Regions from separate parts of the Mus musculus genome. Here region 1 is linked to region 2. A link is a loop called in an ENCODE intact Hi-C map of the cell type or tissue named here. Cell type or tissue: gastrocnemius. All regions are shown on one strand. Links, peaks and the distances in the headings refer to the core of each region. The heading gives the core; the rest is flanking DNA.

Region 1 (15,236 bases), core at 5,537-13,536, 57 kb before region 2:
TCTGGTGGAGACAGGAGATGCCCAGAGGCTGTGGTTGTAGGAAGCCAGCTCCACTCCCCCTCCCTGTCCCTGAACCTGCTGTCCCTACCTTCCCAAGATCCTGCCAAAGAGCTAATGCTTCAGTCTGTGGTATCACACCCCTTCAATCCAGTCTCTGAATTGGGGGCTACAGTGTGGGCTACATACAAACCCATGTCCCTTTCGGCCCACCTGCCCTGATCCCCCAGCCCAGGTCTCTGGCCCGTTCTGCCCACCAGACCCTGAGCTTCGCCTCCACCTTGGCAGAGTTGAAGTCACAGGGATCCTGCCCTCCTTCCCAGCCCCCTACAGTCACCCAGCAACGGCGGCTCTGACTGAAGGCAAGGAGAGCAGCCCACACAGCCCTCCACCAACGCAGCTCTGTAAAAGTGTCAGGGAGGGAGCGACAGGAGGGGCCCTAAGGAGGCAGGGAGGGTTTTGGGTAACAGAAGGGCAGTTTGCAGGCCAAGATAGGAGGTGCCGCAGGCAGCAAAGGGCATAGGTTTTAGGGAGCTGAGCCCAGCCTGTCTGTTGCTGCAGGAGGCTCTGTTTTCCCCATCAGGACAACCAGAAGGTGCACAAAATCAACACACCCTGTGAAGCTGGCCTTGGGGGACCTATGCTCTAAGAGCCTGCCTACAGGAGGCCACGCCCCCAGAGTCAGCTAAGCCACAGGTGTGGACACAGTACAAACCAGCATTGAGCTGGGGGACCCACCAACTGTACCTGCTCTTCACACAGGGAAATCGGGGCTACCAGCTACCAAGAGGGTAAAGAATTGCCCCCTAGGCTGAAGTGTGGGTGCAGAAGCGGAACCCAAAGGGCCCTGCAAGACTTCCTGTCGCCCCCCCTCTGCACACGACACACACTGGCAGCCACATCCTCTCCCTGCCCTGCTGTCCCATGGTCCTGCACCGGTAGCCAATGAGACTGGTTGGTTCCTTTCCCTTATGCTTAGACAAGACCTTGAAAACAACCATATTGGACGCCTCAGAGAACCTGGATCATCTCACTTGAGCACACATTAAATGCCAACTGCTTACACTGTTCCTTGCTCTAAAAGGCCTGTAAGCCATGGTAGGCACCACACTATCTCAAGGCCCAGTCGAAGCTTTGGATCGAGCACTCAGGGTCCTTGCATCTCAGACTTTTCCCAACTATGCTAACCTAAATACAGAGAAACACAAGCACAGAGAGGTTGAAGAACTACCTGGAGTCACACCGCACGGTAAAAGCTATCTTACAATTAGAACCTGGGTCGACAGTTGAGGCACCATCTCTCTTGGCCTCTGTGCCTTGCAAAGGAGGACCTGGGCCGAGGAGAAGCATGCCTTCTTGGCTGTAGACCTGCCACCCACTCGTCAGTCTGGGCCATGAGTATTTGCATCTGCGCCAACATTTCCGCTGAGTGTCCAGAACAGACTGCTTCATTCTTCCCAAATTCATCGCTTTGCAAGGCCCGAGTCCCAAGTTCAAATACCGGCGTCCACAGCTAGACCCTGCGCCCCAAGCCGTCCCTACCTTTTGGAACGCTGTAGCAGCGCACCCTTGGCCAGGCGGCTGCGGTGCCCCGGGGCCGCGACCGCGGTCCAGTAGCTGGGGTCGGACATGCTGCCGCCCTCCGTCTGCCCGGGCCTCGGCCAGATCGGCCGGATTCGGCCTGAGCCCCGTAGAGCGGCCCAGTGGCCGCGGGCAACAAGGAGCGCGCGCGGTAGCAAGGAGGAAGCCCGGCTGGGAGCCCCGCCCAGTCACGGGGCGGAGCCTGAGGGGGCGTGGCGTCGTGATGGAGGAGGAAGGGGGGCGAGGCGTTGCTACAGTGCTAGGCGGGGCGTTGCTAGGGTCCCCAACTAAGGAGCTTTTGTTGCTACAGCTCTGCCGGAAGCGCTGGGATGGAGCGCAGTTAGAACCCGCCTGTCGGTGCCCAGCATTGCCAGGGCCTTGAGGGACAGCGCGGGGCGTTGCTAGGGCCCCGAGCAGATCGGCGCGGCGTAGTGGACGTTGCTAGGGCTCTGGGACTAACGTGAGCGTTGCTAGGCCCCCTAGCAGCACAGGCAGGGGTTTGCTAGGGTTCTGAGCATAGGGGGCGGGGTTACCTGGCCGTTGCTAGGGCTCTAGGTAGCAAGGGCGGGGCGTTGCTATGGACCTCAGCAACACAGGCAGGTTGTTGCTAGAGCTCTAAGCACCAGGAGAGGCACCCTGACAGGAGAGCGAGGCGTTGCTATGGACCTCAGCAGCCCAGGCAGGGCTTTGCTATGGTTCTGAGCATTGGGGGGGCGGGGCTACCTGGCCGTTGCTAGGGCACTGCGCGGTGAGGGCGGGGCGTCGCTAGGGCCACAACAAGCAGGTGGGGCGTTGCTAGGGCCTGGACGGCGGAGTAGAGCTTTGGCGGTGCTAGTAGTGCAGGCTGTGACGGGTCTGCCCTCTGACTTGGAGGTGTTAGCCCTGCCTGGCTCTTCCCCTTTCCTTCCCATCTGTATGATGTCTGCGATGAACGCAGTGTGCATGGCCACGAAAGCCATTACCAAAGGCGATAAGTCATATATACTACAAACCAAAGGAATATGTCCTTTTCCCCCAGGTCCTAGGTAGCCAGTGGTCATTCTGACAGCACCCGACTCCCTGGACTTTTAGACACCGGATCAGAGCCTTGCTCGGATTTGAAGCTCAGATCCTATATTTGGTGCAAGAAGATAGCTGGGGAAACTGAGGCACATGCACCCAGGTTTTCCCCAACTCATCCTTGTCAAGTCACTCTGAGACTCTGCCACGTCTCCTCCAGGCTCTTTGCCACGTCAGGCGTTTCCCATGCTGCTGGCTGCAGCACAAACCCATATCCAGTCATTTATTCACTTGATAAACATTTATTGAACACTTACAGTTTACCTGCCTCTGGGACATCTAGGGGTGACTTCAAGGTAGTCCTTGATCTCAGATAAGGAGACAGATGAAGAATGTCAAAGAGTAACTTCAAAGAAAGAGGGATATAGCTGTGCTGGCAGAATGCTTGCCTGGCATGGAGGGCTCCATCCCAGCCCTCACCACACTTTTGGAGGTGGTAACACACACCTGTTGTCACAGGACTTGAGGGGTACAGGTAGGAACTTAAGGCCAGCCTGGACGATATTTCTTTCTCAAGAAATAGCAAAGAAGGCAAGCAGACAGGCAACATAATAATTTTGACCATGAGAAAGAAGAGAATCAGTGGGCATGGGGAAAGAGTGTCACAGATGGGGAGGAGGGTGCTCGCTGAGCTAACCACACAGCTGCAATAAGGATTGGAGCTCACTGAAAATGCAACAGGGAGCCATGGATGGTGTTAGAGCGCCTCCATGTCTGTCCTGGAAAGCAAAGAAAGACCTTTGAGAAGCTGGGATAGAGGGTTAAGCCTCTAGTGAGGAGCTGGTGGCATGAGGGGACAAAAGCTGAAGACTACATCATGGAAAGACCTGGAGAAAGGGAGTGGCTAGAGCCCAAGTTCTGAGTCACAAGGACAGGCCCTGAAGTGGCCACATGTGACCAAGAGGATCATGATCACCTTGTGTCAGGTCTGAGCACTGAGCTCAAAGCCTCCTGACTGTGGACACAAATGGTGATGGAGCCCTGGGCTTCATACACCTCCAGGAAGAGCCACCCACCACTGTTGTGCCTGGGAACACACCTCCACGACACACCTGATACACAGCTGTTTCCTTATCCCCAGCCACAGACTAATGCCTTAGCAGCCCACCTGGCCTGTTTCCCACTCTGAAGAACTGGGCTATGCAACTATCCAGAGTGCCTGCCTGGCAAGGCTGAGCATACAGGGGTCCCTGCTCACAGGTCCTCTGCCGAGGGGTTCTAGATGAAACCCTCTTGGGGCAGAGGCCATAACATCACCTGTGACTTGCTCTGGGGACTTTGCTTTATCTCTCTGCTACTGCTTAAATGGCAAAGCCTTGGGTATGTCTTAATCTGGCCAACCCATCCTGTTACCTCTTCCCACATTCCAAATAGCTGGACCACTGTCCCCAGCCCCCATACCCTGCACACCCCAGGTACATTCCCTCTGAGCCTGGCCTCCAAGGCCCTGGGCAGTCTGTGGCCTGTAGGGTCAAGTCAAGATGGCCTTTGACCCTAAAGGCCAACAGAGCCCCTCTACCTGCTTTCTTTTCTTTTCTCCTTTCTTTCCTTCTTTCTTTCTTTCTTTCTTTCTTTCTTTCTTTCTTTCTTTCTTTCTTTCTTTCTTTCTTTCTTCTTTTTTTGGTTTTTTTGGTTGTTTGTTTTTTTAGGAGACAGGGTTTCTCTGTGTAGCCCTGGCTGTCCTGGAACTCACTTTGTAAACCAGGCTGGCCTCGAACTTAGAAATCTGCCTGCCTCTGCCTTCCAAGTGCTGGGATTAAAGGCGTTGTCACCATCCCGGCCTCTACATGCTTTCTATTCATCAATGTCAGAGCATCAAATAAACATCTGCTGCATACTGGGCCCTGCCCAGAGCATACAGTGTGAGCAGAGAGATTCAGGCCAAGCCTTTTAGGGACTCTCAAGGTTGTAAAGGAAATAAACTCTCAACAATGGCGCAGAAAGGTGTCCTCACTCAGCAGGGTGTGTTCCTTCCACCAACACTGGGATCTGCTTGCACTCCGGAGGATGCACCTTAGAGTGATATGTCAGGGGACAGATGGGGAGAGGCAGGTGGGTCGCACAAGGTTGGGCATCATAAGGATTATGGGACACTCGAGGACCTTTTTTCCAACAGTACAGGGGCTCTTCCATACTGAGGTGTATAAATGGTTGCCAGACAAATCCCATTCACTCTGTTCCAGCACAGGGCAGTAAATGTGAGAGGCTCAAGGCTCTGGGGCTACAGGCAAAGTGGCTCTGCCACCCTCTGGTGGTAACTGTGGCTGCCTGGTAGGCTGGGCTCCAGTCCCCAGCAGTGCCTCCATTTCTTCTAGGTATAAGCTGTTTAGTCACATGCAACCCCAATTTAGGGTCCCTCCCTTTCCTCTCACCTGCCCTCCCCTGGGTTGGAACCAAGAACTTAGAGATGTATCTGACCTCACACTGTCTCCTAGGATGCCCTGGATCTCCTCCACCCACTCCTGAGGAAATGTGGCAACAGCAGTGCCTACCTCCCACTGGGCAACCCATTCCAGACAGACCAGCTTTCCTCCAGATGTCCTAATCACCACAAGACCTTCTTCCCCTCAAAAGGCTACCTCAGGACCTTTGCACTCAGTGCTAGCTCTCCAGTGCTACCTTCACCTAGCTCTGTCCATGGCTCCAATCCACTTCCCCAAGGGGTTAGCATTTGAACACTGTCACTTGTTTGCTCGCTGGCCACCTCCTCCAGCCAAACGAGAACCCTCGGAGGGAGATGTCTGCCATACTTGTTCACAACTATGGACTTTCTACTTGGCACACTGGTTAGGTGCCTAGTAGGCGTTTGCTGAGGGAATGAAGGTAACCCAATAGAAATTCAGTGTGGACTCCATAGTATATTGTCTTCCCCATTACAAAATCTATGGAATGTGCTAAGCAGCTCATTTATACTAAGGTGTAAATGGCTCCCAGGTAAGTCAAGACTTGACTTTCACATGGGCAAGTCCCTGATACCTGCCCCAGAGTCACAGAGGGTGGTGCTGACTCTAAGTGGGGTGTGGTGGCCAAGCTGGCCTCCAGATTTAGGGGGTCATAACAGGTCTGTCTCTGAGCCTCAGTTCCCTTAGTAGGAAATATGATCAGAGCAGAAATGGCTATTTTCAGTCTGGTGCAGCCTGTTGGGTTTGTGTGTGACCACAGGGAGTTTCTGGTCACTACCCAACAGGGCCCTGGGAATCCAGCACCTGTCTCAAGAAGTCCTTGGACTCAAGTTCTGACCTGGCCTGGGACACCTGTCCAGCTCTAGCCTGAGGCTGGGTGTTCCCGCGGGATGTGAAGCCAAGAAGGGGGTGACACTGAGGCCTGGGGCAGCGAGGGGGTGTGAAAGGCCCGGGTGGAGGGTGCGCGTGCTGGGCGGCGCCACTCACCTCCAGGGTTGCAGGCCCAGCGATGGGCTGCACGGGCTGCACGGGCTGCCGGGGCTCAACAGGCATGGGCTCTGGCTGCTGGGCGACAGACTGCAAGACAGAGGCGAGCGGTGACCCCGCGGCGACCCGGCGTGACCCCCGCGGATTCCCAGGGGTCGTACCGCGGTGCTCGGGCCTCGGTACTCACTCGAGCGTCAGCGCGGGGATCAGTAATTTCTCCCTGCGGGACTTCATGGCGGCGCCGCGGGAACCGACGCCCGGTGGCACCGGGCGCGAGCAGACGCGCTGGGACTATGGACAGAGGGACGCGCGCACCAGCGGCTGGCGGGGGCGGGGACTCAGGGCGGGGCTACGGGTTACGGGGCGTGTCCAGGAGCGGGACAGACGGTGGACCGAGGGGCAGGACTATAGGCAGTACTACAAAGATGCGGGGCTGAACTAAAGGATGATGGGGCGGGACTACAAGGTTCGGGTGGGGCTATGAGGTGTGGGCGGAGTTACAAGGGGAGCTATAGGTGAGGAGCTGAGCTTCTGGAGAGGTCCTGAGTAAGAACGTGGGCGTGGATTCTGGTGTGTAGACCGAGTTATAGAATGAGAGGCGGAGCTATGGGAGGCTTGGGAGAGAGGAGACTCTGAAGAGGGCGGGGCCTAGTACAACAGAGCCCGATGCGGCTGGTGGGGTTGGGCCTCAAAAGTGTACTATGGGCTGGGCGTTTGGAAGCAACTTGCAGGACCCCAGTCGCGCGGGGGTGAGGTGGTGGGCGGGGCCTCTGAGTGTGTGTGTGTGTGTGTGTGTGTGTGTGGACTCTGGCTCTTGGGCCTGTCTGTGGGCGGTACCGCTTAAGAACTGTGGTGGAGGGCAGGGACAGAGGCGGAGCCTCGCGCGGTGGGGCGGGGCTGAGCGCCCAGCTCTGGAGAGCGTGCGCGCTCGGAAAAGAGAGACCTGCGGGCAATCCTGGGGGGCTGCTGTCTGACCCTCTTTGACCAGTTTCCGGAACATTCAGCCGCCCAGCCACGGGCCGGGAGGGAAGAAGGCCTGGGTTCTGTGGCCTGGGATCTCCCACCCGAGATCTCATTGTCGTGTCCCCTCCCATCGTCGCGCCCCTACAGATCTGGTCCCTGAAAGCCCGGGGTCGAGTCACGTACAGCACGGGTGGCAGAGCTAGCAGCTCCTGGAGGACTCTGGCCCCGACTTTGCCCTCGAGGTCGGTGCACTGCGCTCCTCCCGTCCCCGGCCCCTCACAACGCACTAAGGACAAGGTCCAGCCCTGCCCCAGCCGTAGTACACATGATTTTGGGGCGACTGAGACCCTGTTCTCAGAACCTGCGTTTCTTCCTCTACCTCGCCCAGCCCCGCCTTCACTGCCAAAGCAGGTTCCACTCCTGGGCCCCCTGTCTGGAACTGTCCACACATTGACCGTGTTGGAGAGGACCGCCGTCGGACTCCTCCTGCCCTGCCCGCCGTTGGTCCTCTCCAACACCAAACCTCACCTCCTCCAAATGACCCGGGCGCCTGTCTCATTCCATTTAATTTTGCCTGAGCACACACTTTTCACGTTTTGTGTCCCCCCATTAAGAACCGGGGCGCCAGAGGGGTTGAAACATCTCTTTCCCCTGTTTCTCCAACGGGCAGGTGCTCAAAAACTTGTAAGCCTCCGACTGAGACATGCGCGACTTTCAAAGATGGGGCGTCCAAGGTTGTTTGCTCTCTGGAGCGAACAGGAGGTGAACCCCTCCCCCAGTCTTTGTTTATCCATCTGTAAACCCGGGACGCACCGAACAAAATGTTCTTTGAGCTCCAGAGCTCCCCAGATGATGGCAGCATCACAGATTCTGTTGGCCGGCGCCAAAAGGAAGCGAGTCTCTTGTCATGCAAGCCCATTCCAATGTACTTGGGTTAGAAGTTAATATTTCATAATCGCACCCTCCCCCCAGTGCTGAGAATCAATTCTTTCTACACTTATTCATTTAGTATAGGTCTGTCCCTGCACACACCTGGAGGTCTGAAGACAACTTTTGGGGCCGCCAATGCATCCGGAGCATGGCAGCAAATTGCCTTTAGCCACTGAGCCACCTCTGGAGCCTATGGCCTTCGAATCTTTGAACAAGCCATCTACACTGGAGTCACGGCCCCAAATATTGGTTTGTGTTTTGTTTTGTTTTGTTTTGTTTTGTTTTTTGGCAGGATCTTATGTAGTGCAGGCTGGCTTGGAACTGTCAATCGACCTCAGCTCCCTGGGTGCTGCTGGAATCACAGGCAACTATGTTTTGGCTGGACCCCAAGGTGGGAAGTTGTTGGGTTTTGTTTTGTTTATTTGTTTATTTGTTTTTAGATTTATTTATTTATATGTGTCTGAAGACTGTCTTCAGACACACCAGAAGAGAGCATCGGAACCCATTACAGATGGTTGTGAGCCACCATGTGGTTGCTGGGAATTGAACTCAGGACCTCTGGAAGAGCAGCCAGTGCTTTTAACTGCTGAGCCATCTCTCCAGCCCTGAGAAGTGTTCTTTGGGGGGTGAGGGCAAGGAAGGAGATTCTGGGGAAAGGCTCAGTGGTTAAAGCGATTGTTGCTAATGATAAGGAGTTCAGGGTCATGACAGCAGCCCACCTGTAACACCAGCCTTGCAAGGCAGAGACAGAGAATCTCCAGGGGGTTCTGGGATGACATCTCCTGCCTCAATGGATGCACAAATGGAAGGAGAGAAGGCAATGCTGTATTAATCATTGAATCAATTACTCACCCGCGCCCCCGTCGTGGAAGACTCAGCTCCTTCTGAAATGAGACAAAAAGTGTGGGGTCAACCTAGGAAGTGCCCCACCCTCTGCACCCCAACATCAGCTTCCCAAGACCCAGTCAAGACCTGTTCCCTGCTTACACACTGCCTCAGGGTCCTCCTGGTAACTTCAGCCTTCTGTGATGTTCAGTGGCTTAGTCCTTACTCTGACCTGCAGTATTCCCACCAGGCTCTCAAGCTGCCTCACCCTGCTGGTGGGGAGGGGGTATGAATACATAATTGGGGCTAAGTGTGAAAGGGGGCTTGCTGCTAAACCTGACCACCTGAGTTCGATCCCCAGGACCCACACGATGGGAGGAGGGTTCCTTCTCCTGCAAGTGGTTGAGGGTGTGTGCTCACACACAAGATTAATGAATAATGTAATAAAGTAATGGAAGGAAAAGAAGACATGAAGACGGGTTCAGTGGCTCAAACCTGGCCTCTCAGCGATGGCAGGTGGAGGCAGGAACATTTTCATTTTAGCCTGGGCTACGGAGGGAGACTTGTTTCAAGTAATAATAATTTACAACAAACACGTAAATTTTGTGCTAGGACTAGTGGACACACTTGTCACCTCAACAACCCAATTTAGTTCTCCAGATCCTCAGAGCCTATGAAGTTGTTGGTTCTGGTCCAGGGTAGAGACACTTAGATTTATCCTTTGAGAACTCAAAAAAATTGATCTGTACCAACTCTGGCTGCCTGTCCTGTATATAAGGAGAAGGAAGCCTGGCCTTGGGCCCCATTGCCCCCAGAGTCCCTTCTGATCATGTGGTTATGTCTGTGTGCTTGTGTGCACACACACTCGTGTCATGGCACATGTGACAACTTGCATCTCTTGCAGTGTGGATCCCAGGGAAAGACAGGCACCAGCTTCCTGGCAGGTGGCTTGCCTGGCTGGGCCATTCCCTAACATGAGAGACAGGCTCTCTCTAGGTACCCGCAACTCATAGTGATTCTCCTGCCTTGGCTTCTCAGCTGCTGATGACAGGCTTGCACCACCACCATCAGGGAGATTTTTTTCCCCCCTTAATTTTAAGAAAGCCTTGTTGGAAGTAGACTTAACATCAGGAAAGCTGTGCACATGACCAGGGCACATTACTTCCAGCTACTGTTCAGCCCAGCAACAAATTAAACAGAAACGACCATGTTGTGTCTCATTACTCAGCATCTACTGTACAGGCTCGGAGACTGAGGCATAGAGACAGAGAGGAATTGGGAAATGGACTCTCTAGACGCCCCAGCTCAACAGACACACTCATTGGGGCAGCCACTTTGGGGACACAGACTATTTTTACAATGGTGGGTTCCAGACTACCCACATCCCCAGGCGGGTGTTTGTCATGGCAACCAGTGGCGTCATCCGTCCCCACAGCCAATTGGAGGGGGAGGGCGAAACTGCCAGGCACTGGACCACTTGGCTGGCAAAGGGGGAGAGATGGACCCCTGCTGTGCTCTGATACCCTAGGGGTTCCTCTTGGCCAGTCGGGGGTGGGGCGCGGGGAACCCGGGGTGTTTTTTCACCAGCTCCCCCCCCCCACTACCAAGCCAGAAAGAAACAGAATATGAACTCTAGGGTTCAGACTGGGATCCCACCATCCTGGCCTTTTCTTGGGATCTGGTGGTCCTGCTGTGTGGAGTCTGCCAATTGGCCTAACCTCTCTGTGCTTTGAGTTAACTGAGTTAGAAAACAGCAGGTTCCATAGGGCCCAGTGCCGGCACATCGTCAGTGAGGACGATTTAAACGCGTTCCCAAGATACAAAAGGACCAGCGGGGGGGGGGGGGTGTTGGGGTGCCAGGCCCGGAAAGTTCCCCGGAAGTGGGCCCGCGACGTCCCCGTGCCATCTGCTTCCGCAGCCTCCTCTACAGCTGCTCCTGTGGCAACTCCCACACAGACGCCCAGCCACTGGCTGTTATTTATTTTTCTTAGGGCTTCTCTCTGCAATGCAGACTGGTGGCCTGGAACTCACATCCTCCTGTCTCAGCCTGCAGAGTGCTGGGATCACAGGAGATGGCCCTCCGGGACTGCTATTTTGTTGTGGTTGTTGAGACAGTCTGTGTCTCTGTCTCTTCCCTTCCCTTCCTTCCTCCCTCCCTCCCTCCCTCCCTCCCTCCCTCCCTCCCTCCCTCCCTCCCTCCCTCCCTCTGCCCAGGGTAGCCTTGAACTCCTGATCCTTCCTGTCTCTACTTTCTGAGTGCTAGATTGATGGAGGCTTATGCGATGCTGGGGATGGAGCCCAAGGGCTCCATGCATGCTAGGCAAGCACTGAACTACAAGCATTCTATTGAGCCATAAGCACTCAGCCCACTAAGCCAACTACGGCTGCCTTAAAAATGTTGTGTTGAGGGATTCTTCATGGATTGTGATGCTGTCCCGTGGGACTCATCACCAGCCTAGAGATCTCATAGTGTCCAGGAGGAACTGGACACTATGGTGGAGCCTCACCCCAGAGGGACTTGTGGCTCCAGGCACAGGAGCCAGGGGCTTCTGAGGTCAAGAGGCAGCAGCTGTCCATGGTGGCATGCCAGGCTGGGGTAGGCTGCTGCCATTTTAAAACTGATAAGACTGGGTGGTTCCAACAGTGACTATATTGTGAGTCAGGGCCTGGGGTCCACTGGAACCCAAAGTCCAGTCTCAGAGGTTATCTGCCTAATGGGGACTTGGCTTTTGTTTTTTAAACACAATCTCACTCTGCAGCCCCAACAGACCTCAGAACTTGAAGCAATCCTCCTGCCTCAGTTGCCCAACTCCTGTGATGATAGGTGTGCACCATCACCATTAACAAAACTCCAACTCCAGGGTTTCCTGGAGGAGGTGGCTAAATATACCTACGTGTGGGGGAGGGGGAACTCATTCCCAAATGAACCATTCTGCAGCATGGGAGAGCATCGTCTGCCTTCTAACTACCCTAGAGGCTGAAGTGGGCGAGCCTGGCCTACACCATGAGCCTGATCTCAAGTTGGTAGCAGCTGCCGGGCACACACAGCCTGGGGCCCCATCCCTTGAGCCATTAGCCTGGCCTGATGTTGCTCAGGAGGCGACAAGACGATTAGAAGTTCGAGGCCAACCTTGGCTACCAGAAGTGCTGCCTCCATCATTTAGGAGTGGAGCCTAGACTTCCAGCATCAGCCTCCAAGCACTCCTATTGGCTGTCACAGGTAGCCTGGCCTTTGATTGGCTGAGGCTTTAACCTGTTAAGCCAGTCAAAGATTGCTCAAAAAGCATAGCTTGGCTTGGGCAAACTTTTTTTTTTAAGATTTTATTTTTATTTATTATATGTAAGTACACTGTAGCTGTGTTCAGACACTCCAGAAGAGGGTGTCAGATCTCATTACTGATAGTTGTGAGCCACCATGTGGTTGCTGGAATTTGAACTCAGGATGTTAAGAAGAGCAGTCAGTGCTCCTAACCACTGAGCCATCTTTCCAGCCCTTGGGCGAACTTTTAAGGACAGAAAAGTGCATGAACTTCTGCCACCGCCCAGCTTGTTTTCTTATGTTTATTTATTCTACTCTGGCCTTTATTCCAGTGTCGTCTAAGCCCTCTTGTCTCCTGTTACTAGAGCTTTCCCTGCCCCAGCACCTACCACTGCTCTGGATTACCGATTACCTTGGCATCGAAATTTAGCTTTAAATTTTTTTTTCTGTTTTCTTTTCTCCCCCCCGCCCCCCGAGGAGACAGGGTTTCTCTATATAGACAAGAATGTCCTGGAATTCACTCTGTAGATCAGGCTGGCCTCGAACTCAAGAGATCTACTTGCCTCTGCCTCTGAGTGCTGCGACTAAAAGCATGTGCCACCACCACCCAGCTTATTTTTCTTTTTCATTTACTTGTGTGTGTATTTACTATATGGGTGTGCCCACGTGCCTCAGCTCATGTTTGCATCTCAGAGGACAAATTGTGGAAATCAACTCTCTCACCATGTTGATTCTGGAGATTAATTCAGGTTGTAAGACTTGGTTGCAAATGCCTTTACCCTTCTCGACAGCCCCCCCCCCCAAATTTAGCTTTTTCAAAAGCTCACCATTGTCTTTCCCACCCAGCTCCAACTGTGAATTTGTTTTTTTCTGGATGGTTTTGTTGTTTGGATTTTTCAAGATGAGCCTATACTGACTTTGAACTCCTGGACCCTCCTGCCTCTGCCGCCCAAGTGCTGGGATTGTAGGCATGAGCTCCCACCTCTGGCTACAGGCTTTAGTTCCCCTTAAATACAACACCCAGCCATGGCCTCCGGGCCTTTGCACTTGCTGAGCCCGCTCCTCAGGTCCTCCCTGCAGCCAACCTATGGCCGCCTGACCCTGAGAACCGCTATACTTCTGCGGGACTCAGTTTCCCTGTGTGTAACGTGGGACCTGTCATCTGAAAATATTTACCACCCATGTGGAACAGGTCCCGCTTGTTGACGTCAGCCGCGCCCCCATTCACTCACCCGGAGGCGGTGTCTCTATTTTAAGAGGCCGAGGGCGGGCTCGCATCTAACTGGGGCCCCCGGCGACACCCGCCGCGCACCAGCCCCGCCCCCACTCCCGCCTTCCCGCCAGGGTCTCCGCTCCGCGGCTTCTTCGGGGAGGGGGGACCCGCCCGGGGGGACCCGCCCCACTGCCCCTGTCCAAACAGCTTTACTTAATCTTCACTTCCCCAAATTCCTCTGCCCTGCGCCTGCCTCCCGCGGCCGGTGCCACTCTGCGCGGTCAACTCTAAGCCACTTGAGGTTCTGCACACTGTAGAAGCAGGGCAGACGGTAGCTACGAAGATCCCCACGGCAAAGCTGTTGGTCGTTTAGGTGTGCGGTCCCAGTCTCAGAACGAAGCAGGCAAACCGCTATGAGTTTTGCAGATGCTATAGATGGGGAAACTGAGATCCAGAGAAGCCAGAGGTGTCGCCTCAAGAGTCCCACAACCCGGGAGTGCCCTGGACTTGCATTTTGATCTCTCTATACCCACTTTCTTACTTCCCGGAGGCGCAACGCCAAATCGAGAAACTGAGGCTCGAAGAAGCCACCACTATCACACACCCTGCAGATCTTTCGTGGTCACACAGATCTGTGTTCCTGCAGAGATGGAATCTCAACCGGGCAGTCTCTGTTGAGGCTTCCTTAGGCGAGAGCCTCGGTTTGCTCATCTTTGGAAGGAACCGAAGGCAGGAGACTAGCTGCTAGAGGCGACCCTGGCAGGAGGCTGGGTTGTGTTCACCTCAGTGGCTGCACATACTGAAGCTCCACGCCCTCCGGCTGGTGTGGTGCAGGAACCCTCGAGTTCCTTCTCCTCAAGCCAGAGCCCAGCCTCAGTTTCCAGTTTTCCCCATCTAACAGAGATCACCTCGTACGCAAACCGTTCTGGACAGCAAGTGAGCAGAGGGCGCAATCTGACGCTTCCCGCCTTCCTCACTCCCTGCCTTAGTTTCCCGACCTGGAAGGCTCTGTCCCCCCTCCTACCCGCACCCCACCTCACCTGGAGCCCACGGCGCCGCAGGAGGCTCGGCTCGTCCATCGCTGTGTGTTCCCGGGCCGGGCTCGGCCCACCGGCCCGCCCCACTCCCTCGGGCCCGCCCCCTGGCACCATTGGTCCTGTTGATCAGCTGACGCCCGGCAGGCCTCGCCCCTCCGGCCCGGAGCGTTTCGCAAAGCTGCCTTCGGAGGGGCCGAGAGGTTTTGAGCTAGCTGAGGTCACACAGCAAGACGCCGCCGCGCTCACCTCGATACAAAACTGAAGAAATTCCCCGACTCCATCTTTAAGAAAAAGTTGGATTTTAAAAGTATTTTATTGCCGGGCGGTGGTGGCGCACGCCTTTAATCCCAGCACTTGGGAGGCAGAGGCAGGCGGATTTCTGAGTTCAAGGGCAGCCTGGTCTACAGAGTGAGCTCCAGGACAGCCAGGGCTACACAGAGAAACCCTGTCTTGAAAATCAATCAATCAATCAATCAATCAATCAATCAATCAATCAATTAATCAGCTGTGTGGAGCTGGCCATGCTGGCATTTACCCTTCATCCCAGAATGAGAAGAGGTGGCAGAGATCTCCTTAGGTCATCCTTGGCTACATAGAGAATAGTAAGCAAGCCTGAGCTACATGAGATTGTCTCAAAACAAATAAGGGGTTTTAGTACATTCGTCACCACCACTTAACCCTAAGATACACACCCCAAAGAGCCCCATCCTTACCAGCAGGCTCTCTTGTGCCCCATCTCCAGCCTGACACACTCTTCTCTCCTTGACCATTTCACATCTTTTCAAACTCCACCCACCTTGTTGGGTTGTCAGGTGTGCTTTCCTAAAAAGGCTGAGTAGGAGTTCCCACTGGCTTACCCACCGGTGGCCATTGGCCACTTCGTTTTGTAGCTACCCTGGGGTAGATGCAATGATAGTTGCAGAACATGGAATGTCTTTTTTGGAATATGTTTTGCGTCTTGGATGTTTACCTGCGAGTGGACT
Region 2 (15,236 bases), core at 4,668-12,667:
ACAAAGCTGTGTGTGGCTCCCTGGGAGCCAGGTGAGCAGAGAAAGGCACTGCAAAGGAGCCGGACTTACTGATGGATGGCCTGAAGGAACTTACGCTGGTGTTTCCGAACCCGGCCTTGGTCTGGCTTCTTCACCAGCCTGGTGTGTTTGTAGATGAGCCATGTCTCCCTGAGAACGTTTGCAGCAGCATTTTTGACCTGAGGATCAAAAAAGATATTAAAGGGTTGTAACATTAAGGAAGATTGAGAGCCACTGTTTTACACGGTCTTGTGTAGCTCAGGCTAGCTTCAATCTCACTATGTAGCTGAGGCTGGCCTTGTTCGCCTGCCTCTGGCTTGAGTGCTGGGATGGCAGGCACACACCACCATGCCTGGTTTGTGTGGTCCTGGGAGGGGGTTTGAATCCAGACTCTGTGCAAGTTAGGCAAACACTGCTGACTGACTTCCAGCCCCTCATTTTATACACGGGGAACTGAAGCAAAGAAAGGGCCATGTGCAAACGCTGGAGAGTCTGGGATGTGCACTTAGCAGCTTGATCCAGAGCTGGGAGCGCAGTATGGCCATGTCTTCTCTGTGTGCTGCACACTTGTGAACACTGGGCTGAGCCTGATACCACTTTGGAATAGCTACGGTGGAGACCCACAGAGACAGGAGTGGCCTGCAGGCCCCTCACCCGCTTGGTGAGCTGTGTGTCCATCATGAAGTTGTGCACGTGTTTCTCAGCCTTGGTGAGTTCCAACTTCCGAGCCACGACGGCCACCACGAGTGCAGTGCAGCCTGCTCCCTGTGTGTGGTGGGAGGGCATGTCAGAATCCCAACGCCAGGCCTGCCCTCCTCCAGGAAGCCCTCCCAGTGTCCCAGCCCTCTGCGACAGTAGGAGGGGGACAAGAGAAGTTACACAGGAAAGAGGTAGGGTACTCTGCCACAGTGAGACAGGGAGCCTCCAACACCCAAGAGGTGCCATCAGGTCATGGAGGCAGGTGCTGAGGCCAGGCATAGTGGCCACAGAGTGCAGAGACCACCATGATGAGCCTGTCTCAACCCTGGTTGGTATTAAGGTCTTTAAGGACCCAGAAGCCTCTTTTTGGGAAAAGCCACATTGACAAAGTCAAAGCAACTTGTTTGCTTTGAACTTGGAAAGTTCTGGAGGGAATACTACAGAGTCGGGACAAAGAATGAGGAGAAAGACCCATACAAAAAAGCACAAAAGAGCAAACAGTTGTGAAACAAAAGAGTCACCCATGTTTGCCTCCCAAGAGGCCAGGCTACAAAACCTCAGATTCAAGGGAAAAAGAGGGGTGCTGAAAGTGACTGAAGGTGGGGCAGAGCAAGCACCAATGTCCCAGCTGCTCAGGAGGCAGAGACAGGTGGAGTTTCAGGACTGTCAAAAAATTAGTGGCTGGGACCATGGCTCAGGGGTGGAGCCCTTGTCTAGAATTTCCAGTGAAGGCCTGGGGGTATGGATTAGGGGTGGAGCTCCTGTCTAGACTCCCTCAGGAAGGGGCTGCTAGTTAGAATTTTCTGAAAGGAGTCATACCTTTAAAGCTATGTCCATTAAGGGACTCTGGCTAACCACAGGACTTTCTGGAAGGGATGTGGCCCATTAGGGAACATAGTTTTGTATTCCTTCCAGGCCACTTTGGACCGGAAGGCTTCATCTCTGTGTTCTGGGAGAGTGGGCCAAGGCCCATCCTTGTTTTTCCTCCTTTCTCGGGTGGAACACGGCCAGGTGAATTAGCCAAGAGTCCATGAAGCCCTTTAGGGAGACAGGGTCACATGAGCTGGGCCTGCCAAGAGCCAGTTAAGCTTTGTGTGGCTGAGAACTTCTTACTTTTAGTTTAATTTTGTTTTGAGATAGCATCTCTTACTGTAGTCCAAACTGGCCTGGAAGTGGCCATCTACCTGCCTCAGCTTCCCAAACATTGGAATGACAGACATATGCTACCATGATGGCCGATGATCCTGTTTTTGCAAGAATATTGTGCCTCAGCAAGAATGGTATACAGTAGCTTAGAAAACTGCTTGCTAGCCTGTGCTGCCACTGCCTAGCCTGTGCTACTGCTGCCTAGCCTGTGCTACTGCTGTGCTGTGCTGCTGCTATGCCTATGCTGGTGTTGGTGCTTGCCTTTAATCCCAGCACTCAGGAGGCTGAGGTGTGCAGATCTCTATGATTTCAAGGGCAGCCAGGGCTACATAGTGAGACTCCGGTCTCAAACAAAGACAAGGAAACTGTTGCTTAAATCAGGAGGAAAGGAATCTGATGTCCCACGTGGACCACACCCACCAAGATGAGAGCCATGGATCCTTCCTCCTGGCTTCTAGAGTCACTACAGACAAACGTTAGAGGTGTTGATGAGCCACCCGGGCTCCCTGAAATCATATATGGGGTTAACTGAAACCTCTAGGCAAAGCTGTGGTATCCCCAGAATTCCCTAGACAAACCCTTCCAACCCTTGAGCCAGACTTGGGGTGCAAGACAGGGGCTCTACACTCACCATGATGCCAGTGAGCAGACACACACCCTTCCCACAGTAGGTATGCGGCACCATGTCTCCATAGCCAATGGACAAGAAGGTGATGGAGATGAGCCACATGGCTCCCAGGAAGTTGCTGGTCACTTCCTGCTTATCGTGGTACCTGGTTTTGGGGAGGGGGGACAGACAAGGCTCGTCATTCCATGCTGTCCTCACAATCTTCATTCATCACATTCCTAGGGATGGGGACAGGACTTTGGGGTGAGTTTCCCTGGTTGCTCAGGGACTAGAGTTGGGGCTGAGTGGTGAATGTTGGGATGGGGATCCCATGCCCTCCCCCCCCCATGGTCCTTCCAGCCTCTCCTTTCCTTGACACCCATGCTGCAACCCACCATGTCTGCCCTCCCTAACCCCCACGGCATGACCAAGGATGACCCAAAGGCACAGCCACATGGAAGACAAGCATGTAGGGTAGACACTAGGAAGAACTTCCCGCAGCACAGCCAGTGAGGCCTGAGGAAAGAGGACTGGGGGAGACAGAAGGCCAGAGGAGGCTGTAGTGTAAGGAGGGGAGGGGTACTGAGGAAGGTGGGAGTCAGGGTACAGAGGCACATGCTGCCCCCAGCCTGAGGCCTCGGTTGTGGAAAGGAGAGGACACTGGATGGTAGAGCTGGATTTGGACCTCTGCAGGCAAGACAGCTTGAGACCTCACCTACTAGAGCTGTGGAAACCGAGCACCTGACAGAGGCAGGGGCTGTTCAGGCTTGGGGGTGATGGGAGGCAGGGAACTTGCCCACAATCCCAAGCTTGCCAGCCATGGTACTGCGTTAGTGTTGAATTTTTTTTTTTTTTTGAGACTGGACATCATGTAGCCCATGCTGGCCTCAAGTTTACTATGTACTTAAGGATAACCTCCTGCTTCCATCTCCCTAGTGCTGAGATGACAGGCATTGTCCCATGCCAGACTGCAGCTACAGGGTGACCCAGGTGCCAGGATGGGGACATGTGGGTGGGGACAGGGCTATGGGGAGCAAGGCAAGATTGCAAACAGCAGAGTCTGGTATTAAGACAGGCTGCGTGCTCCCCAGCTCAGAGCAGGGGTGCAGGGAGGGTCCTAAGGTTCCCGCTCTTATCAGTAGGGTGGGGCTACAGGAACTGTAGGCACACCAGATCCCTGAGAGCCAGCCTGAACCCTAGAAGGACAAAGTGGGGAGTCCTGGGTCTCCCACCAAGGCTGTTCCTGCACAGAGCAGATAGACCTCTGCACAAGGCGCTCCTGTGTGACGAGGCCCAGCTACACCTGTTTCTTCTCAGTCAGGTCTACGGCCCCTGGCAAGTCCTTCAATCCCCAAGTCTCCTTCTCAGGGACTTCAAGGGGCATTGCAACAACTCCTCCCTCCCTCCACCCCCAGCCAGGCCTGTGAGTGCGCTGAGACTTCTGGTGTCCAGAGCTGACAAAGACCCTGGACTCTGGGTGTTCCTTCCTGCCAGTCAGGCCCACCCTGGCTGCCAGCTCCCCTCCCTCACAGCTGATCGTAAATTCTTGGCTGGTGGGACCACAGGGGTAGCTGGGTGGTTGAGTCATAGGAGGGGTGCAGGGGTGGGGGTGGGGGTTGGAGGCAGCTCAGCTGACTGTAGGACTCACGTGTTCCCCCTAGGGTCTGGAAGGCCAGAGACAGGGAGGGAAAGTTAACATTAAACTTCAGCTGGACCTGGTGGCTCTGAGCCCTGAGTTCTACCCCAGCTCCCCAGAAATTAGAAAGTGGGGGTATCAGTGGAGGGATGGGGATGGGGGCAGCTCTGAGCCTGTGGCCCCTTCTGCTGGGCTGAAGTCAGAGGCCAGCATGGGATGCCTGGAGGTCAGGGACTGAGCCATGGGTCTCCCCGGGGACAGTGGAGGCTGAGGACACAGGCAGAGATGGACATAGTCCCCAGCCAGAGATCCTGAGGTCCCCTGTGCAGGCTCCTGCAAGGTCAGGAGGAGGACAGGAGGACTGTCTGGAGGTGAATGGACTGAGGTAAGGACCTGGGGCTTGGGTTCAAGGACAGGACGGGGGTGGTCCGCAGTCGGTCACCTCTCACACACGCGCACTGTCCACGCAGCAACGATCCAGGAGGAGACGCTGAAGACCAACAACACAGTGCCGGGGCAGATGGTCATGAGCGTCTTGGTGACGAAGCGTGTGTTGAAGGTGACGCGGTTAAGGGCCCCGATGCTGCGGCTGGATGCATCGGTGAAGATGCGGCTGTGCAGGAGCATGACCCGAGCCAGCAGGTAGAGGCGCAGGAACATGGGGATGGACAGCAGCACATCCAGGTCTGCCTCGGCTGCCGACGGCACCAGAGAGAAGGCCAGTCGTGCCGTCCACGTGAAGCGATAGTGGCCGGGCACCGGGTGGATGGCACACACGACCAACTCCAGCGAGATCAGGGACACGCGCTCCCACGTCATGGCGATACGCCAGTCGTCGGCACCATTGTCCACCAAGAACAGCTGCAGGAAGGAGGTGACTGAGTGGGTCCCTGAGGATGGGGCTACCTCTTGGTGGGAAAGCCGGCATGGGCCTCAGCACCGCCCCCCAGGTCAGGATTTTGATGGGGCTACCTCTTGGTGGGAAAGCTGGCATGGGCCTCAGCACCGCCCCCCAGGTCAGGATTTTGGACAAAGATTATTTTTGTTTGTGTACTTTTGAGAGAGGGTCTCATTTAGCCCAGGCTGGCCCTGAACTTCGAGTTACTCAAGAATGACCCTAAAGTCCTGATTCTTATGCGTCAGTCTGACAAATATTTGATGACAGGTGTAAAACACCCCATTTGGCTGGTTTGGTTTTGTTTGCTGTTTTTGTCTTGTCTTTTTGAGACAGGCTCTTATAATAAAGCTCAGATTGGCACTGAACTATCAGGAATCCTCCTGCCTCGGCCTCCAAAGTACTAGAATGATGGGGTATGTGCCATGTAGGACACTTGCTTCCCCAGCTGCAGCTAGAACTCATAGCCAAGCAAAGGTGCTCGCTTCACCAGCAAGCCAGAGGACCTCAGTTCAAGTCCCGGATCCCAAAGAAATGACCTCCACTCATGCACACACACACACAAAGAAATGATGTCTACTCATGCACACACACACACACACACACACACACACACACACACACAAAGAAAAAAAGGTGGCGCGGGGCTGGACTCTTGGGAAAGCGCTTGCCTCACTGCCCTGGGTCTGATCACCCGAACTGCAGAGAAGTCCTTTAGTTTAATGTCCACCTAGCCCTGCTGGAGACATACAGTCTGACACTGTCTTGGGATGTGGTGGTGATGGCCAGCCTCAGCAGCCTCCGTGCCATCAGGAAGGGACCTGCCCCATACTGCAGGTGACACCTCCTTCTCCGTGGCCCAAGTGCCACACAGTGACCTTGTCACTGCCAGCTCTCAGTCTAACTCCCTCAGCCCTGCAACCCAGAATCTGTTCATCTTAGCAACTTCCCCATTCTGGAACCTTCTCAGCAATGCAGAGCTACACTTGTGGCTTTGTGGCCTCCCTCAGCCTCCATCCCTCTGTCTTGGGTCAGAATGCTGTGGGTGGAAATCAAAGGGTTCCTGCCTCCTCAGCATCAAAGGGGTGGCTAGAAGGAAGAACTGTTTTTAGCTGGGCCCACTGGGCCCATGCTGTCATCCTAGCACTGGGAGATGGTGACAAGAAGATCAGTAGTTTCTAGCCTGCGCTATTTGAGACCCTGTCTCAAAAACAGAAAACAGACAAAGTGGGGATATTGGGAGGGTCAAGAGTGGGACATTATGGGGCTGGAGAGATGGCTCAGCGGTTAAGAGCACTGACTGCTCTTCCAGAGGTCCTGAGTTCAATTCCCAGCAACCACACGGTGGCTCACAACCATCTGTAATGGGATGTCCTCTTCTGGACTGTCTGAAGACAGCTACAGTGTACTCACATATAATAAATAAATAAATCTATATTAAAAAAAAAAGAGTGGGACATTATTACCCCAGAGGCCCTGGGCCAGCGTTGGGTCATGCCTCCAATGCAGTAAGTACCAACCTGGATCTCTCGGGCGTGGTACAGGATGACAAGGCCAAGCAAGATGACAGTGGACAGGCTGATGAGGCATTTCAGAGCAAAAGAGCAGAGTGACTCCTGCACACAGAGAGGGAGGGGATGCTGAGGATTCCTCATTGATGCCCAGGCGCCAGCTGAGTGGGGACAATTGCCACCCAGATGGGATCTGTATCTGTGGCTTCCCCCACTCCATGTCTCAGCTCCTCTGGCTCCCAGAAACATCTCAGTGTCCCCCAGCTCACGGATCCTAGTGACTTCTGCAAGCAGCATCCATCTACATTCCCTCTCCTGCGTCCCTCACCCTTGCTCATGGGTCCCCAACTGAGATGCCATCCCCAGGCTGAGCAGATGCCTACCTTGGTGTATACACCCCAGGACAGCTCTGTTTCTGTCACCATGACGACAATCCCAAACATGCCAAAGATGAGCGCATAGTCACTGAGCCGTTTACGCTTTTCAAAGAGGGCCCTGCGGTGTCCCAGGCGGTGGCTGACTGTTGGGGGCTTCCCTGAGCCTGTCTTGTCCTCCTCCTCCTCCTCCTCTTCCTCTTCCTCCTCCTGCTCCTGGGGGTGGCCCCTGGAACCACCGGGTGACAGCCTGACAGGCTGACCCTTGGCCACCATCTGCAGGCCTGGGCCTTGGGTGGGCTGCAGGGGGCGGCCTGCCTCAGGGTCCACAGGCTCCCAGCCCAGGAATCCAGGCCCGCTGCCCAGAGGCTGCCCCACGCTGCCATTGTGGCTGTGGCTACTCATGGCCACCTGCCTCCGTGGGCTGGGCGTGCAGCAGGCCCTTTGGGGCCCAGCATGGTTCCGCAGCAGAGCTTCTGAATGGACCTGTGGAGACAGCAAAGGTTGAACATCACCTTGGCCATTCCAGAACATTCCAAGGCTCAGGAGAGTCCAGGATCATCTGGAAAGTCAGTGTCTACCGACCCCTGCTCAAAGTCTGCTTCAGTTCCCCAGCGCCTAACCTCCCAGACACCAGCATGCCCTGCAATCATCCTGGCCCATGAGCACCCCCTGCCCCTCAAGCTACCAACAGCAGGTGACAAGGTGGCCTGGGTGCCTGCAAGACACACAGGTGAAGAGGCAATATGGGGCTGTGACTCAGCTGTCTGACACATATGCCAAGCCTAGGTGCTGCCATGTTGTTCCCTGAGACAGCCTCTTCCTGGGCAGGCTGGCTGGCACAGGACAGATGCAGAGCAGGCAGGGCTCAGTGACCAGTCCTGGGCTGGCTGTGTTTTGAGCCTCCAGTTAAAAGGACTGTCTGTTGCCCCAGGCACAAGGGGGATACCTCTTCTGGTTTTAAAAAGAAGAGCAAAGCTGAGGGAGGTTGGGTGGCCCCTGGATCCTCTGCCAGCACCGAGTCAGACACAGACTAAGGGACACAGCCTGGCGGTGGCTGAGGGCAGGACCTTGACAGGGAACCAGGCTGGCTCTGCCCGAGTGGCTGTGAGCTGAGGACAGAGCTGCTTTCTGTCATGGAGCCTGGGGTACCAGCTCAGTCCGTTTTCTCTTGTCTTCTGTAATTTTATTTATTTACTTTAGAGACAGGCTCTCAATCTATAGTGCAGGTTGGCACTGTGGCAAACCCCAGGTGCTGGGATGGCAGGTGTAAGTCGCCATGCTAGGACTGGTGATACATACCTATCAAGAGGTGCTAAACAGCAAGGCTAGCCTGGCCTTTGAGGCCAACTAGGGCTACCTGAGAACCTGTCTCAAAATAAAATAAAATCGGATCAATAGGTGTCCCTTGCTGTGAGTCTCAAGGAGGCACCCACCTCCCACAACTCTTGTAGGAACCACAGTGATAACGGCTCATGACAGAAACTCCCAAGACACTAGACCTGTGTCAGGTGGCCTCCCCAGCAGCTGGTGGGGAAATGGAGTTGAGGAAGGGTGCCAGAGCTCTTCTCACCAGGCTCACTGACTCCTCAGGGTGCCCGGCTCTGCTTGCCCTTTGCACACCGGCTACCAGGGAGCTTACAAGGCCAGTCTGGCAGCCCAGGTGCTGTCACTGAGCACCTTGACCTCAGTTTAGGGTGGCCGAAGAGTGCTCATGTCACTGGCCGTATCACATCCATCCTTGTGCATGGACTTTATGGACTCAGCGTCTCCCACTCGCAATCTTCCCTCACCGGGGGACACGCGCACCCTCTCTTCTGTGTCCCTGACCCCTGACCGCGTGGCAACACCATCCCCAGCGTCGTCCCTAGTCGCATAGCCCAGGGACCCGCTATTACTGCCCCCCCAGCCCCCTCACCCCCGCTTCCTCTCGCCAATACCTGCGGGCGGGGACCTGGACCCTCGTGCCAGCGCGTCCCCGCCGAGACCGGCCAGGGAGGGGGAGCAGCGCCGCCCCGTATGAGCGGCGCCTTGGATTGGCTGAGTGCACCAGGCCCCACCCCCATGACCCCGCAGGCTCCGCCCATGCTTAAAGCTCCCTCCTGGGCACTGGGCAAGAATAAGAACCCCGGTGATGGGCATCTGTGCACAGGCAGCTGGCTATTGCAGGTGATCCTGCACACCTGGACCTCATCTCTGGGGACAGACAAGCCCGCTCACCTCAGGGACCCCGATCTTAAACCCTATTAGCCTTGCGGGCAGAAAGAGCTCCAGGCAGCTGCAATCATCAGGGCTGGGGAGACCCCCGAACCTGCTCTGCCCCCATCATTCAAGCCAAACTTACAGAGCTCACTCATGAAAGTTTTTGTTTTGAATCAAGGTCTCACATAACCTAGTCTGGCGTCAAACTCACTGTGAAGTACAGGCTGCGCTAGAACTTACCAGGGAGTCCAGGTTAGCCTTGAGTGGCCTTGAAGTTCTGTTCCTTCTCCCTTCACCTCCTGAGCGCTGGGACAGTTTTGGGCCCCCCTTTCCAGCTCATGCAACATTTTTTGTGGTCTTGGGTTTTGTTTGTTTGTTTTGATAGCTCTGTAGCCAAAGCTGATCTTGAATTTACTCACTGAAATCCTCCTCTCAGCCTACTTCCTAAGGTGCTGGAGTTTCAGGTGTCTTCTAAGACATCCCAGAGACCAAGGAGTCTAGTCTCCGCCCCTTCAGTCACGTGATTACTGACAAGCTGGGGAGCTGAGGTTTGCCTGCAGCCGAGCGATGAGTGTGTGTATCCCCTCCCTAATCCCCTCCCCACCCCCACCCCAGCCACCCAGCTCCTGCTTCTTCCTGGCCCAATGTCTTTGCAGTTTAGAGGGCCTCAGGAAGGACTGAGGGGCAGATGTGTGGCCAGCAAGTGGCCTGGGAGCAGTGACAGCACTGAGCCCCAGCAGAGCCACCAACAGAGTGACAGTCCAGGTGTTGGGGACCACATCTGCACTATCCACATAGGTGGAGCCAGATGGAACCAGCCTGGGGTGATAGATGTAAGCAGGTTCCAGGAGACACCACAGAGGGACAGGCCAAGAGCACCAGGTTCTGCCTCCAGCCCCTAAACCTTCTGCATGTGGCCACCTCAGCCTGTGGCTGTGGGCCTTCCCTGCCTACCCCCTACCCAGGAATTGTTTTGCTTTTTGTTTTAGAAAGGGTTTCATATCTGTGAGGCTCAGACTTACTATAGAGCTGAGGATGGCCTGGAACTGGCCATCTTGCCTCTACCTCTCAGGTCCTACCTGACAGGATAGGCCTGGGCCACCAAGCCCCATTTGTTCCGTGCTAACAACAGAAGCCAGGGCGTCATAAACACTGGCAAAGCACTCAGTCTCCTGAGACACACCTCAGCCTCTCACAGCCCCCAGGGATTGGGGGCATGCCCCCGTTTGTCATCAAAATTGGGGTGCTCACTGTCCATCTAGCTCTCCTCCAGGCGCCTGTCTCAACATGCACCCCCATGGTGCCTGTGACCACAATCAAGGAGTTCACAGGCTCAGCAGTCACTGCCTCTAAGACTTACCCCTTCCCTCTTGGGGCCCACCCTGCCTTTAAGGAGCCCCTGGAGGAGGAGGTATCCTAGCAACCAGTTGGGGTGGCCTGGAGGCCTCTGGGCACCTCAGCCCTGGAGATAGATGAAGCTGGTGGTGGTAATGGGCAGGGTGGTTCTGGGCTTGAGTGCAAACTGGCCACACCTTCATCCTAGGCATGGGCTCCAGGGGCCATGGTGGGCGGGAAGGGGCAGAGGAGCCACGGATACACTTAGGACACAGTTACACTCCTGTGACAGGAAACAGCTTTGCAAAAATTGTCCTTTGGAGACTGCTGAACATGAGGCCCTTCCTTAGGGCCTGAGGGCTGAGCCACCGTCTCTGGGCCGTGGGTGAAGGACACCAGGGAACCCTTTTAGGCCTGTAAAGACGGGGGGGGGGGTGCTGAAGCAGAGGTGACTAGGTCACACACACTCTCTTACCTCCACCACACCCACCAAGCTCTGAAATCAGCCAGGCCCATGCAGTGCATGCCTGCCATCCCAGCAATGGTGGGGGTAGGGGGGTGGGGGGGTGTGGAGCCCTGAAGATCATAAAATAAAGGCCAGCATTCCCTATACAGATAGGAAGCCAACTTGGGCTACAGCCCTGTTGTAAAATGAACAGAAAATTGGGAAAGAGTTTGTCACAGCTGAGTGTGCAGAGGCCCCGAGGCAGGAGCAGAGAAGGAAGTCACAAAAGAAGTGGGGGCACACATCTTAGGGAACTAATTCTGGCTTATCTGGGGCTCAGAGATCTCAGATTTACCCATCAGTGTGCCCTGAGCCTGTCCTGTATGCAGAGCTTGTACTTAGGGATAACAGAAGCCCACACAAGTCAGACTTGACGTGGGAGAGCACTGGTCCCAGTCCTCTCCAGGAAAGTGGTCCCCAATAATACACAAGGTGTCTCCTTCAGCCACCTAAGGAGGTTTTAGAAGACCCAGTCCCCTCATCTCTGCAACCATCAGGACCTCCATTTGTCCCAAAACTTCACATTCTGACCTTATTCAGATGTTTTTTGTTTTAAGACAAAGTCTTAGTCCCTGCTATGTACACAGTGCCCAGCCCAAGGCCTCCTGCATAGCCGCTAGCTATGCAGTGTTTGTTGATTGACTAATACTGACCCCATGGACAGCTCACAGCTGACATTAGACTTCAGCCAGGACTGGAAACTGAGGGGTGGGTCAGAATCTTTTGGGCCTGCCTTCAACTCCACCAACCAGGCTGTGTGACACTGAGCATGTCTCCAACCTCTTCGAGAGGACATAGCTGGGCATGTCTCCAGCCACTGCTTTTGCTCTTATGGTGTCTTTTCCAGGCCCTTTCCCTTAAGCTTTAGGAGGTTCTGCTGTTGTTGTTACAGGTTTTAGTTTTTTTATTTTTTATTTTCCCTTGTTTTCTTGTTTCAAGATGGGGGTCTCATGTAGCTCTGGCTATTCTCAAAATCACTACATAGCCAAGGCTAGCATTGAGCTTCAGATCTTCCTAGTTCCTTCTCCCACATGCCTAGTTTTCCCAGTGCTGGGAATGGAAGCCAGGGTTTGGTGTGGGCCAGGCTAGTGTTCCAAGACCTTTTAAAATATTTGAGAGGGCTGATACCCACTTCTATAACTCTGATTCCAGAGGATCCAACACCCTCCTCTGGCTCCCAAGGTCAGCAGCACTGCACCTGATACACAGACATACATGCATATCACACACACACACACACACACACACACACACACACACGATACATCCTTACTTTTTAAAAAAAAATTTATGGCTAGCAAGATACCTCACAGGAGCAGCCGCTGATCTGGCAGAGGCCCAGGCCCAGCACCTACATCAGAGGCTCGCTGCCTCCTGCATCTCCACCTGCACTCAAGTGAGAGGCCTTCGCAGACATATACTTTTTTTTAAAAAAAATCAAAATTAGGACGAGGCAGTGTTGATGCCTTTAATTTGAGCACTCAGGAGGCAGAGACAGGTGGATCTTTGTGAGTTTGGGGCCAGCCTGGTCTTCAGAGCAAGTTCCATGACAGCCTGGACTATACAGAGAAACCCTGTCTTGAGAACTGCCCACTCCCCCAAAGAATTAAAATTAATTAAAAATAATTTCGTGCTGGGCATGGTGGCTCATGCCTTTAATCCCAGCACTCAGGAGGCAGAGGCAGAGGCAGGTGGATTTCTGAGTTCGAGGCCAGCCTGGTCTACAAAGTGAGTTCCAGGACAGCCAGGGCTATGCAGAGAAACCCTGTCTTGAAAAACAAAACAAAAAAAAAAAAAAAATTTTTTTTTAATTGACTTCAAGTCTGTGTGTATTTTGTTTAAAGGGACAGGAACTCACTACAGAGTCAAGGCATTAGGTAAGCCTTCTGTGTACAACTGCCCAGCACTGGGAGATCAGGCTGGCAGGGCGACAGACGTGGGCTGCTGGCTTTATTTATTGTTTATTTATTTGTTATCCTGTATGTGTCTATGTGTGTCTGTGTCTCTTTATCTTTGTCTCTCTCTGTACTTAAGTTTCTCCTCTGTGTGTGTGTGTTTTTCTTTGTCTGTCACTCTCTTTCACTCTGTGTGCATACATTCGTGTCTCTCTCCCTCTGTTTCTCTGTCTCTCTGTCTCTCTGTCTCTCTGTCTCTCTCTGTCTCTCTCTGTCTCTCTCTGTCTCTCTGTCTCTCTGTCTCTCTCTCTCTCTCTCTGTGTGTGTGTGTGTGTGTGTGTGTGTGTGTGTGTGTGTGTGTGTGTGTGTGTGTGTGTGGTGTCCCTGAGCAGTCCAGAGGGTATCAGGTGTCTGTGGATCACTCTTGGATTTATACCCTTGACACAGGGTTTCTCACTCACTTGGAGATGGGCTGGCAGCCATCAACCCTGCCATGCTCCTGCCTCCACTCTGTACAGTGCTGAGGTTCCAGGCACAGGCCTGGCCACACCCTGCCTGCTTTCCAGTGTGAATGCTGCGTGCAGATCCACACTTAGGTCCCCTTGCTTACACAGCAGTCCTCCCGCCGAGTTAGGACCAAAGTATCAGGCCCAGGCTGCCCTCCACCCCCAGCTCAGGCCTGGCAATCATCAATTCTCCTACCCCACACCAGGGGGTACCGGGGCAGGTGACTCACCCTGGGGTCCAAGGGGCTCTGGAAACCACCAACCTGAGGCCGCTGCTCTTCCGTGTCTTGAAGTTGCCCTCAGACGTGGGATGGCCCTGCCCTTGGCTCTTCTCCACACCTGTAAGGATCAGACATGGGAACCAGATCGGAAAGGCCCACAGGGTTCCTTCTCTTGTTTTGGTTTGCTTTTGGTTTCTGAGACAGGGTCTCTGTGTAGCACTGGCTGTCCTGGAACTCTTGCTGTAAACCAGGCTCGCCTTGAACTCAGAGATCAAGCGTGGCTCTGGCTTGTTTTGTGATTGCTGGGACTAAAGGGTGTGTGCCCCGACCAGGCTGAAGGTCTGCGGACCTCAGGGTTCTTTAAGATTAGTGGCTTTGGCGACTGTGAGACCCACAGCTGTGAGTCCAGAATTTGAGGCTGCTGTTCCACACACCACTTCCCCTCCACCTCCTGGTTTTCTTCCTTGCTTTCCGTTGTGAACTTAAACGTGACTCTTCTCTTTTCACAGGACCTGGGCAAGGGGCAGTGGTTACGGGTAGTGGTGGGGTGGTGGCCCAGGAGAGCTGACAGTGGCTGGGGAGGGCAGGGGCTGCCAAGGTCACTCTGTTGGCCTCCTCCAGACACCTGCCTACTAGGTGATCCACAGGATCTGGGACTGGGCTCGGCCAGCCAGCTAGATCATGGCCCTGAAATGAGTCCCGGGGATCCTAACTTAACCTCCCCCTAGTTTCTGGGCACCAGATTGAGGGGCTTCACACCCCATGCTCAGGGATGATGCAAAAAACCCAGACAGGACCCCACCCAGGGGTTGTGGGGTTCTGGACTACTCTGCCCCTGCCTTGCTGGGTGACCTTGGGTGAGTACTAGCCTTCTCTGGACCCCCCCAGTTACCCACCGCAGGGGGTGGCTGACTGAGAAAGCCAGAGGAAAAGCCTGAGGGTCTAGCAGGTCAGCTCGAAGCTCCTGCCGGCCATCTCTGGAGGGAATCCCCGCCAAACATGAGGACCAATGCCTTAAGGAAGGAGCCATGGGGAATAGCGAGGAGGAGGAGGAGGACTGCCACTCTGAGTGACTGGCAGTCCCCAGGTCCCCAACCTCACCTGAAACTGAGCCCCTTTCGCCCAGGGACTCAGGGTTCGTTCTGGGGCAGAGTCTCTGCTCCGGATTGTCTGGGGAAGATGAAGGGACATCCCGCGGTTCCCGCAGGTCTCCCAAACATCGGTAGACTTAGTGAAACCCGGCAAAGAGACACCCCCACCTCATCACCACCCCCTTCTGCCTGTTAACTCACCAGTAGTCTCCAGCCGCAGCTGCTGGAGTCCCTGCGTCCCGGCCCGAGAGCAAAACCAAGTGAGTAAGCAGACGGGCAAGGGCGTGGGAACAGAGGTGCGCGCGCCGCTGCAGCGCGGACCCCCCACCCGCGCGGCCCGCTGGGGACGGTCAGGTGTCCCCTCCGCGGCGGCACCCAGCGCGCTCCCCGCCGAGGCCGAGGACAGTGACCGAGGACACGCCAAGGGCTGGGGCGATCCTTGGTGTCCGCTGGCTTTACGCGCGCAGTTTTCAGACGGGGAAACTGAGGCTGCGACAAAGACCAGGGATCCTTGTCCTTCAACCCAGTCAGGTGCAGCAGCTGTCGCCTCCCACAGGGAAATGCACTCCAGCGAGAAGCTGAGCCTGGGGCAGGG

The links. Hi-C counts contacts between places; a loop is a spot of excess contacts. Peaks named below come from ENCODE experiments on the same cell type or tissue, not always from the same donor. Only the 100,000 strongest peaks of a DNase experiment are listed, where the experiment ranks them.
Region 1: a loop joins it to region 2, with 2.5 times the contacts of the local background. A loop is called at or near these places in 5 of 42 quality-filtered maps.

The regions. Positions count from the first base shown.
Region 1 is chr8:70,790,687-70,805,922 of GRCm38, forward strand. Mir7240 (microRNA 7240) reads left to right here and starts at 7,449; the gene lies at 7,449-7,506. Mast3 (microtubule associated serine/threonine kinase 3) reads right to left here and starts at 1,747. Exons shown (of 26, transcript NM_199308.2): 1 at 1,540-1,747. The coding sequence starts at 1,628. In gastrocnemius, for the core only: no CTCF peak of the experiment used is centred there; DNase peaks (open chromatin) are centred at 6,396, 6,812, 10,234 and 13,316; H3K4me3 peaks cover 2,652 bases; H3K27ac peaks cover 2,563 bases.
Region 2 is chr8:70,848,106-70,863,341 of GRCm38, forward strand. It overlaps Kcnn1 (potassium intermediate/small conductance calcium-activated channel, subfamily N, member 1), which reads right to left and starts at 8,903. Exons shown (of 10, transcript NM_032397.3): 1 at 8,827-8,903; 2 at 6,896-7,372; 3 at 6,522-6,617; 4 at 4,549-4,967; 5 at 2,495-2,636; 6 at 673-783; 7 at 70-197. The coding sequence starts at 7,291. In gastrocnemius, for the core only: no CTCF peak of the experiment used is centred there; a DNase peak (open chromatin) is centred at 8,919; H3K4me3 peaks cover 1,017 bases; H3K27ac peaks cover 1,174 bases.